2 separate regions of the Homo sapiens genome follow, and region 1 is linked to region 2. Evidence: chromatin contacts called from ENCODE Hi-C data. All regions are on one chromosome and are shown on one strand. The core of a region is the stretch at or near the end of the contact, and the rest is flanking DNA. Distances in the headings are between cores, read along the strand shown.

Evidence for each region. A loop is a pair of places that touch in the nucleus more often than their neighbours do. Pooled maps may share reads with other maps.
Region 1: a loop to region 2 is called in a map of CD4-positive, alpha-beta T cell, with 7 times the contacts of the local background. The contact joins the promoter of TWSG1-DT here to the promoter of IMPA2 in region 2. A Hi-C loop is called at or near these places in 2 of 168 maps with a recorded cell type or tissue (CD4-positive, alpha-beta T cell and CD8-positive, alpha-beta T cell) and 12 of 50 pooled maps.

What each region holds. Positions count from the first base shown.
Region 1 is chr18:9,329,099-9,336,558 of GRCh38, reverse strand. It overlaps TWSG1-DT (TWSG1 divergent transcript), which reads left to right and starts at 2,090. Exons shown (of 3, transcript NR_183523.1): 1 at 2,090-2,422. TWSG1 (twisted gastrulation BMP signaling modulator 1) reads right to left here and starts at 1,786. Exons shown (of 5, transcript NM_020648.6): 1 at 1,639-1,786. RefSeq lists enhancers at 1,186-1,235, 998-1,498 and a silencer at 1,296-2,085.
Region 2 is chr18:11,976,780-11,983,893 of GRCh38, reverse strand. IMPA2 (inositol monophosphatase 2) reads right to left here and starts at 2,387. Exons shown (of 8, transcript NM_014214.3): 1 at 2,129-2,387. The coding sequence starts at 2,224. RefSeq lists silencers at 1,850-3,329, 3,170-3,464.

The sequences.
Region 1 (7,460 bases), core at 841-3,340, 2.6 Mb after region 2:
TCAGGCTTATTTAGACAGAATAAAGCAGCTCAAAGCAAGAAGTAGAGTCCACAGAGTCACTTCTTAAATAATTGAGCAAATAACAAAAGGCTGTTTAATTACTAATTGCATTAAAAACTCTAGGTAATTATTAGAATGTGACGATATTCTTTTTTTTTTTTTTCTTTTAGACGTTGTCTCGCTCTGTCGCCCAGGCTGGAGTGCAGTGGCGCAATCTCGGCTCACTGCAACCTCCGCCTCCCGGGTTCATGCGATTCTCCTGTCTCAGCCTCCCGAGTAGCTGGGATCACAGGAGCCTATCACCACGCCCCGCTAATTTTTGTATTTTTAGTAGAGACGGGGTTTCACCATATTGGCCAGGCTGGTCTCGATCTCCTGACCTCAGGTGATCCACCCGCCTCGGCCTCCCAAAGTGTGGGATTACAGGGGTGAGCTACCGCGCCCGGCCAAGATATTCTTTTAATTCTATTAGTACCACACATTCTTCAAAGTTATTAAGAAGATACTACAGTTCAAAAAGAAGAAGGAAAAAAGACTAGCACAAACACAGTCTGACAGGGGCCAAACAGTATACAGTTATTAAACTTTAAATACGGGAAGATATCATTTCTTCAGGTTAAAACACCTCCCTATCAAACATAATAAATTAAAATAAATGACTACTGACGTAAGAGGGATAAATAGTGAGTTTATGGGGGCATTTATGATTACTCTAAACTTTTATTCTAAGTGTTACAAAGTACATTAAAGGAAAAATAATAAAAGGGTGAAAAGAATAAAGGGCTTTGGACCTGGTATGAGTCAATTTTGAAAGAGAAAACCCTGGTGATCGTTACTGAGGCTCACAAAGCATTCCCTAAAGACCGTTAGTAACTAATTTTCTAATGTATCTAACGCCGCATACCAAGTAGGATGATTTCTGGAGCAACCAGTACATATTTGCGGAGGCCAAATAAGGTTATTTGGAGACTAACTGTCGTGGAACTAGTTTTCATCCTACAACCATGAAAACTGGGATTTCCCCCCTTTCCCATCTTTTACGGTTGTCTTATGAAATGTTCCACAAATTCATCTTACTCCCCAAATTTCACTGGAAAAAGTATTCAAGTAACTACGACCATGTCGAAATCAGGTAATAGAATTAAAGGACTTATCTTTTCCTAAGGAGTTAGAAACCATCATGCATCAAAATTGTTTCGCATACATCACGCCCAAGTTTCTCGTTAAGGGAGATGGCACTGACAGCGACCAGGGCAGAGCCGAGCCTCTGTAGAGCGGTGCCAGGGCCCCGAAGGCGCCGGACGCCCCGCGAGGCAGAGGCCGGTAGCGGTGTGGGGGACCGGGCACCCGGAACCACCCCCACCCCGGCTCGGCCGACGCGGGCTGCGGAGGACGCGGGCCGGCCCAGAGATGGTCTGGACCAAAGCGGCGCAGAGATGCTGCTGGCTCCCGGCGTCCGGCCTGTGCGCCCGCGCCCAGCACCCCCACTTTGTCCTCCGCGCAGCCGGGCCCAGGCTTCTCCCGGCCCCCGCGAAGCTCGCCGCGGCCCCGGGCCTCTAGAGGGCCGAGCTCGGCGCCCGGCCCCTTCCCAACCAAGAGGCCAAGAGGCTGCACAACCCCCCAGCCGCTCCCACTCACCATGCGCCACGGTCCCGCGAAGTCGCCCACCCCTAGATCCCCGCCGGGTCGGCCGAGCCCGGGGCGCGCTGCGGCGGCTTTGAGTGCGAGGCCAGGCCGCGCCTCCCGCCGTCCCCTCAGCGCAGCGCCCGCGAGCCTCGGGCACCTTAAAGAGACAGGCCCGCCCGCCGCCCTCCTCCCGGCTCCTTGCTCCCCGCCCCTGCTCCCCTCTTCCCCTCCGCCCCCGCTGGGGTCCACAGCCGCCAGCTCCCGCCAGGAGGCGTCTCTCACTCCCCCGGCGCTCCTGTCAGCGCGCACGCCCCCATCTCGGCCCCGCCCACTCCCCCCGCCCCTCCCAACGCCACGCCCCCTCCGCGCCACCCGGTTTCGCCCCTCCCTCGTGCCACGCCTCCACCGCAGGCTCCCGCCCGCCCGCCGGCCCGCAGGCCACGCCCCCAGGCGCACCCACCCCAGCTGCTCAACGCGATTTCCCTTCGCGCTTCTCCGCACCGGGATCCCCAGTCCCTCAGGTTCCGACAGACCCTCCTGTCAGGCCCATTCTCCGGGCCCCCTCAGTTGCAGTGTTAAGATCAACAGTGTTAAGATTAAAGCCTTGTGATGTGCTAGCCACTACGCTGAGGATATGCCGTGTACTAAAATTCCTCAGGACTCCTCACAGCTGCCCTGTAAGGAAGCGGCCATGGCCGGGTTCTAGCGATGCGAGGCCGAGGCTCGGGGCGCTGAGTAGCCTAGCGCGTCGCCGAGGAGAGCTGGCACGTGAACCCCTTGTCGTTTGCCGTCAGAGGTAGGATTTATATAAAATGCGCGTTTCCTAGGTCTACCTCAGACCTACTGAATAAGGATCTCCAAGGGTAGAGCTTTCGAACTTCGTTCACCAATTCGATAAAACTTGCCAGGCTCCTTGTGAGTGGCTGGCGCTGAGCTCTGCATCGGAGCTCTGCATCGGGAGTCGAGAAGAGGGGGCGCCATGGATCCGGGCGCGGAGGTCGCGCAGCCTAGGTAGAAGGTGCGCGGTTAGCACGTAGGTTAAAAACATTGAGAATGACACTCAGTTCTTTCCCACAACTCTGGGTTGCTTTTTTTTTTTTTTCTTTTGAGACAAGGTCTCACTCTCACCAGGCTGGAGGGCAGTGACAACATCAGGCTCGCTGCAGCCTCCACCTCCTAGGCTCAAGCAATCCTCCCGCCTCAGCCTCCCGAGTAGCTGGGGCTACGGGCGCGCACCACCACGCCTGGCTAATATTTTATTTTTTTGTAGATATGGAGGTCTTGCTATGTTGCCCAAGCTGGTTTCAAATTTCGGGGCTCAAGCGATCCTCCCACCGCGGTCTCCTAAATCGTTGGGATGACAGGTGTGAACCATAGTGCCCGGCCGGAATTTGCTTTTTAAAGAAGATTCCAGGGTGATTAAGTTAGAGCCCGCTAGACCAGACCGTCCGCGGGGCACCTTCCCTTGGAAATGATGACCTAGTGTCAAACCCTTATGCTGGTAAATCGTAAATGCCTACCACCCACCTTTGTTGATTGGAAGGAAACAGAATGAAAACAGCTGATTGGCTGGGGGTGGATTGCATTACTGATGTTAGCCCACTTTTGTACAATAAATATGGGTTTTAAAAATCATCCTTGAAAATTATCCTAGAGAAATAATTAAGGGTATACCCAAATTTAAGTATAAGAATCTTATTCTTGGCATTATATACTAGTTAAGTGAATTAGGAAACTTCCGATCAATGCACTAATTCAGCCATTAAAAAGTGATACCGCAGATCAGAGGTTCTCAAACTTTTTCGTCTCGGAATCCCTTTACACTCCTGAAAATTATGGAGCATGCCAAAGAGGTTTTGTGTATGTGTGCTACATCTGTTAATACTTTCAAAATTAAAACAATTTTTTACATATTCATTATTTCATTTAAAAATAACAAACCCATTATATGATAACAAATATTTAATGAAAAATAAGTATATATTTTAAAACAGTAGGAAGAACAGCGTGGTTTTAGATTTTTGCTATTGCCTTTAACATCAAACTTAATAGCCACTGTTTTTATATCTGCTTCTGTATTCAAACTGTTGCAGTATCATGTATTATGTAGTTTCTGCTTGTGAGAGAATGAGGGTGAAAAGTCAAATAATGCCTTAGAATTAAAATTAAAATAATTTTGAGCTCACAACCTCCTGAAAATGTCTTGGGATCCCTCCCTAGCAGCCCCAGATCACACTATGACAATTAGTGTTGCAGATGAATATTGCGACTAGAGATATTCATGATACATAAAAAATTTTAAAGTACTGCATAGTTTTTGAATAATTAATTTTGTTGTTGTTTGTTTGTTTTTGAGACAGAGTCTTGTACTTTCACCTGGGCGGGAGTGCAACGCTGCCATCTCGGCTCACTACAACCTCCGCCTCCCGAGTTCATGAGATTCTTCTGCCTCAGCCTCCCGAGTAGCTGAGATTACAGGCGCACACCACCACGCCCGGCTAATTTTTTGTATTTTTAGTAGAGATGGGGTTTCACTATGTTGGCCAGGCTGGTCTTGAACTCCTGACCTGGTGATCTGCCCACCTCGGCCTCCCAAAGTGCTGGGATTACAGGTGCAAGCCACGGTGCCCGGACTAGAGTTATTTTTAAAGTGCTGGAAAGATAATGATGGTATTAGTGGTTATCTCAGTGAGATGGAGTGTTGTCTGTTGTTAATGATGTTTTTTTCTTTTTGCTTGTCTGCATTTTCTGATGTCTTTGCTTGTATTAATTTGATAATAAGAAAAGTAACACAGTTATTTTTCATTTAAATTAAAGATCCTCTTTGACAGGACCTGGAAGGTCAAATGGTAGTTGAGCCCTCAGGTGAATATCAAGTGGTTCCGGATCTCAAATGGTTGGCCATTTGGGAATCTGGGAGCCACGGGGGTCACTGCAGTGGCTATTTTATTTCACCAGAAGACTTTCTGATCTTTGCAAGTGAGAGAGTCTGACAACAATGTGATAGAGCTTCTTAGTAGGGTTCAATGAAAAGTTCAAAGGATTCACTCCCAATCCTCAATCGGATACAGATGTGTCAGTGGGTGGAGTCTCTCAGCCAGCCACAGCTGCTCTACCAAATTACCTCATGTTTAGTGGCTTAAAACAACACAAATTTGACAGGGCGAAGTGGCTCACACCTGTAATCCCAGCACTTTGGGAAGCCAAGTTGGGAGGATGCCTTGAGCCCAGGAGTTCAAAACTAGCCAGGGCAACATGGCACAACTCCAACTCTACTAAAAAAAAAGTAAAAATTAGTCAGGTGTGGTGGCATACACCAGTGGTCCCAGCTACTTGGGAGGCTGAGGTAGGAGGATCACTTGATCCTGGGAGGTTGAGGCTGCAGTGGGCTGTGATCACACCACTGCACTCCAACTTGAGCATGGGAGTGAGACCCTGTCTCAAAAAATAAATAAATAAATAAATAAATGAAATGAATTTATTACTTTACAGTTCTGGAGGCCAGGAATTCTAAAATCAGGGTGTCAGCAGGGCTATGTTCCTTCTGTAAGCTCTAGGAGAGAACCCATTGTCTTGCCTTTCTAGCTTCTAGAGGCCACCTAGAGTCTTTGGTTTGTGGTCCTCCCTCCATTTCAAGTCCAGCAGCTTTAGCATCTTCAAATCAATACCTCCCTCCTCTTTTTCTCACTCTTTGTCTCAACTCTTCGAACACAGTCACACTCCCTCTATGACTCTGACCTTCCCACCCCTCTTTACAATGCCTTGGGATTATGTCCAGCCCACCTGGATAATCCAGGATAATCTCCCTATCTCAAGATGCTTGGCTTAAACACATTTCCAAAGGCCCTTTTGCCATATAAGACAACATATTCACAGGTTAGGATACAGAAGTCTTTAGGGGTTGGTGGGATGCATTATTCTGCCTGCCATGGGGTTATAACAAGGACAATTGTAGTTTGTGAACTTCTGATCTAGAACTCACTTCTCAGGGCTGGTGGATTATACCCTTTCAATTCTAGGCCTTCCTTTGCCCCAGCTAATCCACCCCAGAGAACAAGGAATGAAAAGAGGTTGAAGGACAGGTTAAGTGCTGCCATTGGTCTGTATTCCCCACTTCTAAGCTCCACATTGCTGGTTCTATATGGCGGGAGGGCAGGCCCCAGCCCTAACCTGCATGAGTCAGGGTGAGGAGTCTAGGAAGGGAGGCTTTCCAGCATGAGGCTCTGCAGCCCAGCAGAGGCAGGAAAATCACTGTCTCCCCTGAATGATCAGCTGACTGTGGCAGGCTGGGATTCTGGTTTAGAATCCATATGCCCATTCTTATCTCTTTCCACTTGAGTGAGTCAATTGAGTTAGTTGATTTGGTTTTACAGATTTGGAATAAAGTGAGCTACACTTTCTCAGCCCGTGAGCCTGCTCTTGCGGGAGGGAAGATGTGCTGGGGGTGGAAGGCTATATGAGGAGAAGCCTCCTCCTCTCCTCTGCTCTCCTCCCTCCTCCCTCCCTGCCTTGTTAGGGGAATTACTGCAAAGGGGTCAAAAGAATGAGGAAAGAAAAGGAATTACTTCCAAAGACCTCTCACTCTTCCTGTTTTAAACAAGAAGAAATACAGGAATTATCACAGAGGTTTTGGTTTGTTTTGTTTTGAATTGTGAAATCCCTGTACTTCCCTCTACAATTAAGGAGTTGTTAATCCACCAGGCAAAGGTAAGGTGCAGGGGCTTGGGGGCTGTAGGATTCTCAGGTAGATCCTGGGAAAGGAATCATGCAGGCCCCTCCATACTGCTCTTTCAGCAAAAGATATTTGCAAACGGTTATCAAGAGCTATTGAGATATCTATAAATGTTCTTAAAAACCTCTAAGGCTTTACAAAATCCAATATTTATATCTGGCTCATTGTTGCCTACCAAATTTGGCCCAAACTCTATAGCTTATATATTTAAAATATTTAGTAATTTTCATTTTAGCTCCCCTCCACCCCCCACCCCCCCACCCCCGCCATTACAGAAGCAATATATGCTTGGCTGGGGAAAATCCAAAAACCATGGAACTTCATAATGAGAACCCCATGCCATCACATCCCCTAGATATTACTCCTAGCAAGAGTTTCAGGTATATCCCTGCTTTCTTTTTTTAGTTACATATCTTAAGATGTATTTGCAAAAAGAAATTATCTTAAGCACACTGCACTGAAATTTGTTTTTTCCACTCCATACCTTGGAGATATTGTGTGTTCAGTTCCAGACCACTGCAATAAAGCAAATATTGCAATAAAGTGAGTCACATGAATTTTTCTGTGTCCCGGTGCATATAAAAGTTATGTTTACACAAGAATGTATTAAGTGTACAATAGCATTATGTTAAAAATGTACATACCTTAGTTAAAATATACTTTATTGCTAAAAAAAAATGCTAAAGATCATCTGAACCTTCAGAGGATTGTAATTTTTTTGCTGGTGAAGGCTCTTGCTTGGATCTTGATGGCTGCTGACTGATCCAGGTGGTGGTTGCTGAAGGTTGGGGTGGCCGTGGCAATTTCTTAAAATAAAACAACAATGGAGTTTACTATATTGAACAACTCTTCCTTTCGTGAAAGATTTCTCTGTAGCATGCAATGCTATCCTATAGCATTTTACTCAAAAAGAACTTCTTCCAAAACGTTGAGAGCCAATCCTCTCAAACCCTGCTGCAGTTTTATTAACTAAGTTTATCTGATATTCTAAATCATTTGTTGTCATTTCAATAATGTTCTAAGTATCTTCACCAGGAGTAGATACCATTTCAAGAAACTGCTTTCTTTGCTCATCCGTAAGAAGCAACTTGTTATCCATTTA
Region 2 (7,114 bases), core at 1,138-3,637:
GTCATCTGGCTAAAGGATATGTTTTCTCCAGTCAGCCCCCGATTGCATTAGAAGACAATCTGTCCCTCTTTACACAGGTTCCGATGACCTCGTGTGGCTTCTGTTTGTCCCAGCAGCAGACCTTCAGGCCATTCCCTCAGCACTGCCCGGCAGGCAGGAAGCATCAGCATAATGCCTGAGGGGGAGCCCCGGGCGGCCCGGGCTTCCTGACCGGACTCCTAATGGCAGCATCTTTATTGCAACCCTCTCCAGCGTTTAAAAAAAGCTTTTTTTGTTGCTGGCAAGTTGCAAAAACATAAAATATCTCTTAAGTTAAAAGTCATAGGAGCCTTAGAACTGTTCCTGCTCTATTGCAAGCTCTTTATGCACATTTGTTAAATAATAACATAAAATTTTAAAATCTTCTGTTTCTTCAAGGATCTAAATTTGAAAACCACAGAAACTCCTAACTTAGCTCGCCAGGGTTTACACAGCAATGTCTGAATCCTAAGCTGGCTTTTCACTGCCTCAAGGAAGAAAAGTTTTACAGTAGAACCTAAAAGTTCCTAAATATCTGGCTGATGCTTGCTCTGGAAGGAAAGCTGGGAGGCAGGGAAGGATGGAAGGAGAACCCGTGTTCCATGCACACAGCAGCTCTGCTTTCCAGGAAGAACGCTTGCACTGAAGCTACAAGCTTCATCTGCCTTGCAGGAAGGTTTAGGGTCCTCCTTTTCCTACAGGAGGGAAAGGTCAAAGGGTGGAGTTTCGCAACACTCTTAAATTCATTCATTCTTTACGGTCTGAGGCTTGGGTTCTTCAAACTACAAAGGGAAGGAAGGCCCTTCAACAAAAAATGAGTCTACTTAGTATTGCAGATTAATTTTTAAACAGGATTAGAGGATTTGCACCAAGGTAAAGCACTATCCACTTTATGACGACTCACTTCAAATTTAAGATTGATAACAGTCCGATTTCAACATCTAGGGAAACTGGTAGAGCATTTTCGGACTGTCAGACCTCAAAAAAGAAAACAAATGTTTGAATATAAAAGGCCAATCTGCTCTCAGCACACCTCCTGTCTCTAAAATCCCCGAAAACAATCACTTTTTTTTTTTTTTTTTGAGACGGAGTTTTGTTCTTGTTGCCCAGGCTGGTGTGCAATGGCGCGATCTCAGCTCACTGCAACCTTCGCCTCCCAGGTTCAAGTGATTCTCCTGCCTCAGCCTCCCAAATAGCTGGAACTAAGGCACGCGCCACCATGCCCAGCTAATTTTGTATTTTCAGTAGAGACGGGGTTTCACCATGTTGGTCAGGCTGGTCTCGAACTCCTGACCTCAAGTGGTCCACCCGCCTCGGCCTCCCAAAGTGCTGGGATTACAGGCGTGAGCCACTGCGCCCGGCCCACAATCACATCCTAAGAGACAAACATGGAGTAAGCCATCTTACAGTCCTGGGAGAACCAACACTCGCTTGCCTACCACTACCGTCGGTGTGTCAGGCACTGCTAAAGGTACTGAGGAAAGTGGAAGGAACAATCACAAAAATGAAAAAGAGAAGAGAGGAACTGCACTCCATTTTAAACTCTGCTCGCTGGTTTTCGGTAGCTCTGCGGCTCGGTTTTCATCCTTCCGGGCAGTGTAACAAGTTCCTCCTGAACTCTGAGTCCGTGGCCGTCGCGGAGCTGAGCCACTTTCAGGGTGTGGGTCAGAGTAAGTTTGGGTTGAGGATGCTGCAGCCAGGACAATCAAACGGCAGCCCAGCCAGATCCCCACGCGGCTGGGGCTTAGCCCCGGGCTTCCTACCGCGAGCTGAATCCGTTCATAGGTCCTTAAAAATCAACAGCCCCGTACGCTACCCCTGGAGAGATTTCTACATTCTGACCACTCACTCAAACGCAAAGGTCACGTTAGCCGCTGAACTCCAAAGCAGAGGGGCTCGCCGCCAGGGCTCCGGGAGTTGGAGAAGGGCGCGGGAGGTGTGTCCAGGACACCAGCACAAAGGCTCCTTTCACCGCTCCGCGCCCCGCGCCCTCGGGTGCGGACCCTGGGCGCCCGCCGGCTGCGCGCCAGGACCCCGCCACTCCAGGCGGCTCCCAAGGCCCACGCGCTTCTGCTCCGCCCGGACTTCCGAGCCCAGCCGTGGCGCTCACCTGTCCTGCCCGCAGCGCCAGCTGCACGGCCGCCTGGAAGCACTCCTCCCAGGGGCCGGCCGCCAGCGCCGCCTGGTCCTCGCCGCTCGGCTTCATCGCGGCCTCGCCGGGCCCCTCCACCTCCAGCCCCCCTCGGCGGGACTCCGGCTCCCACCGGATCCCGCCGTCCCGCCGCCAGGCTCCACACTCCCTGTGCCTGCTCCCGCAGCTCTGTGCCTAGTCCGCCGCCCGTCCCACACCTGCGCTGGCGGGAAGGGCAGCCAGCGGGCCGCGGGAGCCGTGCGTCCTGCTTTCCGCTCCCCACCCTCCGCCCCGCCCCGTGCCGAGCCCAGCCCAGCTCCCCGCCCCGCTCCCCGCCCAGCTCCCTGCTCCCGCGTCCGGCCCCGCTCTGCATTCCCCACCTCGCCCCTCGCAGAGCTCGGCCCCGCCCATTCCCCCCTCTTCCCCGCCCCTTGACGCTCCCGGCCCCGCCCCGCACCCGTTGCTGCTCCTGGCCTCTTCCCGCGCCGTGCCCGGCCCCGTCCTGCACCGCCCCTCCCGCTCCCGGCTGCGCCCCGTACCTGGCCCCGCCCCTCTGGGCTAGCCCTGAACACAAATCAGTGCCGAGCCTGGTCCCTCTCCGCTCCGCGCTTTACCTCCAGCCCCGCCCCTGTGGTGCAGCATCACCCTCCCCGCTCGAGGCGGACCCAACCCTGCTCCGCCGTGCCCCGTCCCGCAGCGCGCAGAGCGGGCTCCAACTCCTCTGAGCCTCGAGCCCCGCCTCCCTCAAGTTGAGCCGGGCCCGTGTCCAAGCCCCGCCCCACCGCCGCGCGCTGAGACAGGCCCCACCCCCGGCTCGTGCAGAACTCCGTACTGTTCTGGGTCAAGCGCGCGGAGGGCGGCTTGGGCCACCGCAGAGCTGGGAGGGAGGAGCTAGGAGCGGCTGTTTTGGGGGCCCGGGGCAGCTACTGTCTGGGTGGGACCGTGCGGTGCCGGCCCAGCCCCGGAGGTGCCGGGGAGCGTCCCGTCCGCGGATCCCCGCGCACGTGGTGCCGGGCGTCCCTTCATGGTCTGTGGCCGGATTCGGGCTCGAGCGCCAGGGGCGGCTGGGCCAGCACCTTCCGACCGGTCGCTTTTTGTTCGCGGAGGCCGCTGGGCGCTAGGCGTCGTTCTCGGCCTCGCAGGAGCTCAGACCGCCGAGCGCACAAGGCCGCAGTGTTCCTGCAAGCGGCCGCCCCGCGCGGCAAGTTTGGTCGCAAACAAGCTCTCCCTCCGCTAACCCCAAACACTGCGAGGACAGCGGCTGGACTTTATAAACTCTTCACACCCAAAACTCGAATTTGGAGACGGAACTGTGATTGCGATGAGCCTCTGTAGTGAGGAATGACCTTTCCAACCTTGGATTCTCTTGCTGGCCCATGTAAACATAAATAGGAGGCATTTCCCGAAAGAGTGGCCGCGTGGTTTCCAAGGTTAATTTCATAAGCCGCTCTGCCTGCCCGTTTTATAAAAGATGCTAACCCACGTAAAATTATTCTGGAGTGCCACTTCGGAGTCTGGGAGAATAATGGGAGTTTGTACAAGAACCTTGATGGGGCATTTTTTACACACTTAACCTAATAATGAAATTAAACGTTTTTAGTTTTTGAGTACTTTATGCTGAAACACCTTGTGGAGAAACTTTAAGTGTACCGTATAAGAGACAAAAAGTACAAACAGGAGGAATTACAAACAGGAAATACAAACACGCAGATATGGGTACAACTTTAGGGACTCTGGCCTCACCCAGAGCCCTAATCCTACGGCTCAGAAAACTAGACCAATTGCCCTGCCTCCCACCACGCCAGTTTGGGGCAGCTAAGGGCGCACTCCCCTCCATCTTTTTTGGGTTCTTATGTTTTTATGATGTTTAAGACAGAGGCCGGGTGCGGTGGCTCACGCCTGTAATCCCAGCACTTTGGGATGCCGAGGCGGGCGGATCACGAGGTCAAGAGATCGAGACCAGCCTGACCAACAAGGTGAAACCCCGTCTCTACTAAAAATACAAAAATTAGTTGGGCGTGATGGCAGGTGTCTGTAATCCCAGCTACTCGGGAGGCTGAGACAGGAGAATCCCTTGAACCTGGGAGGCTGAGGTTGCAGTGAGCCGAGATGGCGCCACTGCGCTCCAGCCTGGCGACAGAGTGAGACTCCGTCGCAAAAAAAAAAAAAAAAAAAAAAAGACAGCAGGACTTCAGAATGCACTTAAGATTGTGCTGTGAATGCGTTACTTTAAAAGAAATGCATTCTCTTGTTGATTTTCATGACAGGTTTTCATTAGCGGTCACTTCCAACACCAAGCAAACAAAGAAGTGGCAAAATGTCTCTTCCGCCTCTTCCCAGTTCTCCTTTCTGAACACCTCTGCCTGTGCTCCTGGTACTGTCACCCCATCTGGAAGCTCAGTTATATCTTTAGATAAACTTTCATGATAGATCCCAGCTTATCTAAACAACTGGAAAAAGAGTTAACTTTCTTTCCCAAATGACATATCTTAAGGCAGCGTAGTGTGGTTTTTAACAGCATGAGGCTTTGAAGCAGCCAGGTTTCCTAAATTAAAATATTGGCCTCTCTTCTTCCTTACTGTGTGGATTTGAGCAAGTTAAAAATAACCGGTTTTGCCTGTTTCTTCAACTGTAAAGTGGTCTTTGTAACCATTGTATGGGTTAATGTACTTGTGCTTGGAACGTATGTGTTTGCTATTATTATTAAAGACTGGTCATTTATGCACCAGTGTGGGTAGCCTCAAGCAATCAGCATACCGCTTGGCACCCAATAGGTGTTTAATAAATATCTGTTCGGCCAGGTGTGGTGGCTCACGCCTGTAATCCCAGAACTTTGGGAGGCCGAGGTAGGAGGATCATCTGAGGTCAGGAGTTCAAGACCAGCCTGGGCAACATGGTGAAACCTATCCTCTACCAAAAATAAACAAAATTAGGCAGGCATCGTGGCATGTGCCTGTAGTCCCAGCTGCTCAGGAGTCTGAGGCAGGAGAATTGCTTGAACCCTGGAGGCCAAGGTAGCAGTGAGCCAAGATTGCACCACTGCACTCCAGCCTGGGTGACACGAGCAAGACTCTATCTCAAAAAATAAAAATAGGCCAAGCGCGGTGGCTCACGCCTGTAATCCCAACACTTTAGGAGACAAAGGTAGGCGGATCACGACGTCAGGAGATGGAGACCATCCTGGCTAACATGGTGAAACCCTGTCTGTACTAAAAATACAAAAAAATGGCCGGGCGCGGTGGTTCACGCCTGTAATCCCAGCACTTTGGGAGGCCGAGGTGGGCGGATCACAAGGTCAGGAGATCGAGACCATCCTGGCTAACACTGTGAAACCCCGTCTCTACTAAAAATACAAAAATTAGCCGGGCGTGGCAGCGTGTGCCTGTAGTCCCCAGCTGTGGGGAGGCTGACTCAGGAGAATGGCGTGAACCCGGGAGGCAGAGCTTGCAGTGAGCCGAGATTGCGCCACTGCACTCCAGCCTGGGCTACAGAGCGAGACTACGTATCAAAAAAAAAAAAAAAAAAAAAAAAAAGAAAGAAAGAAAGAAAAGAAAATGTAGAGGAAAGTGGCCGGGCGCGGTGGCTCAAGCCTGTAATCCCCGCACTTTGGGAGGCCGAGGCGGGCGGATCCCGAGGTCAGGAGATCAGGACCATCCTGGCTAACACAGTGAAACCCCGTCTCTACTAAAAATACAAAAAATTAGCTGGGCGTGGTGGAGGGCGCCTGTAGTCCCAGCTACTCGGGAGGCTGAGGCAGGAGAATGGCGTGAACCCCGGAGGCTGAGCTTGCAGTGAGCCGAGATTGCGCCACTGCACTGCAGCCTGGGTGACTGAGCGAGACTCCTTCTCGGAAAAAAAAAAAGAAGAAAGAAAAGAAAATTTAGAGGAAAGAGTGCATTATTTTTGCAATTAAAAGTTGATTTCAAACATTAAGCAAAAATTGTTACGATTTTACTGTAACGGGCCCAAATCCTGGTCAAAGAATCGTGTATCTACAAATGTGATCAATATCACCTGCATCTCAGTAGAAATGCCCCCAGTCAAATGGCAAAGAGCATCAACGCTTTTCCCATTCTAAAATATTCCTTGAAGGGCCCTCAATCTGTATCATTGACCACCCAGATTGTCTACTCAGAGACCCAAAATATTAGACAATTATTTGTACAATTCAATCCACATAAATAATGTTTTGTTACATAGATAATGGAGAAGCTATTTTGGCTTGGATAATTTGATAATTTTCCAGAGCCGCCCATTTTCCTTTGTGTGTATAAAAATCCAGATTTAGTTTATTAAGTTCTGTCTTATATTTATTATAAGCCCCCTTACTACAATTTTTTTTCTTCATGTTTGGTCATCAGTAATAAGAGAACAGCTGGCCACCATCTGCTGCCTAAGAAAAAAGACATATATTTATTATATCCTTAGGAAGACTCCTAAATTACCCAGCTAATTTTCATTTTTTTTTTGGAAGAGATGGGGTGTCATCCTTGTTACTCAGGCTGGTCTCGAACTCCTGGGCTCAAAAGATCCCCACCCCCTCCCCACCCCGCCTTGGCCTCCGAGAGTGCTAGGATTACAGAAGTCAGCCACCACACCCGGCAGAAATCAGCTTTTTCTAATGAATAATGCGTATCACTCATGCGTCAATGATGACTCTCTGTGGAGATGTAAAATATTCTTCCCCAGCTGGCCTCCACCACAGTCTGCACACTGTCTCCTTCAGAGGCCCTGGAAGCCACATGAACTTTCCTTAAGCCCCTAGCGTACTGCACTCTGCCTTGAAAAACTGTATCTTAACTACCCCTCCCCACCCCCCACCCTAGGGCACAGTCCTTCTGGTGAGGCTCTGGTCACCAGAAGGCCACATGCACAGTGCCTGGGTCAGGGCCCAAGAAGCCAGGGCAGTGGCAGTGAGAAGGTGAAAGGACAGTCAGGACAGACTTTATGTCCTTATTAATCTGG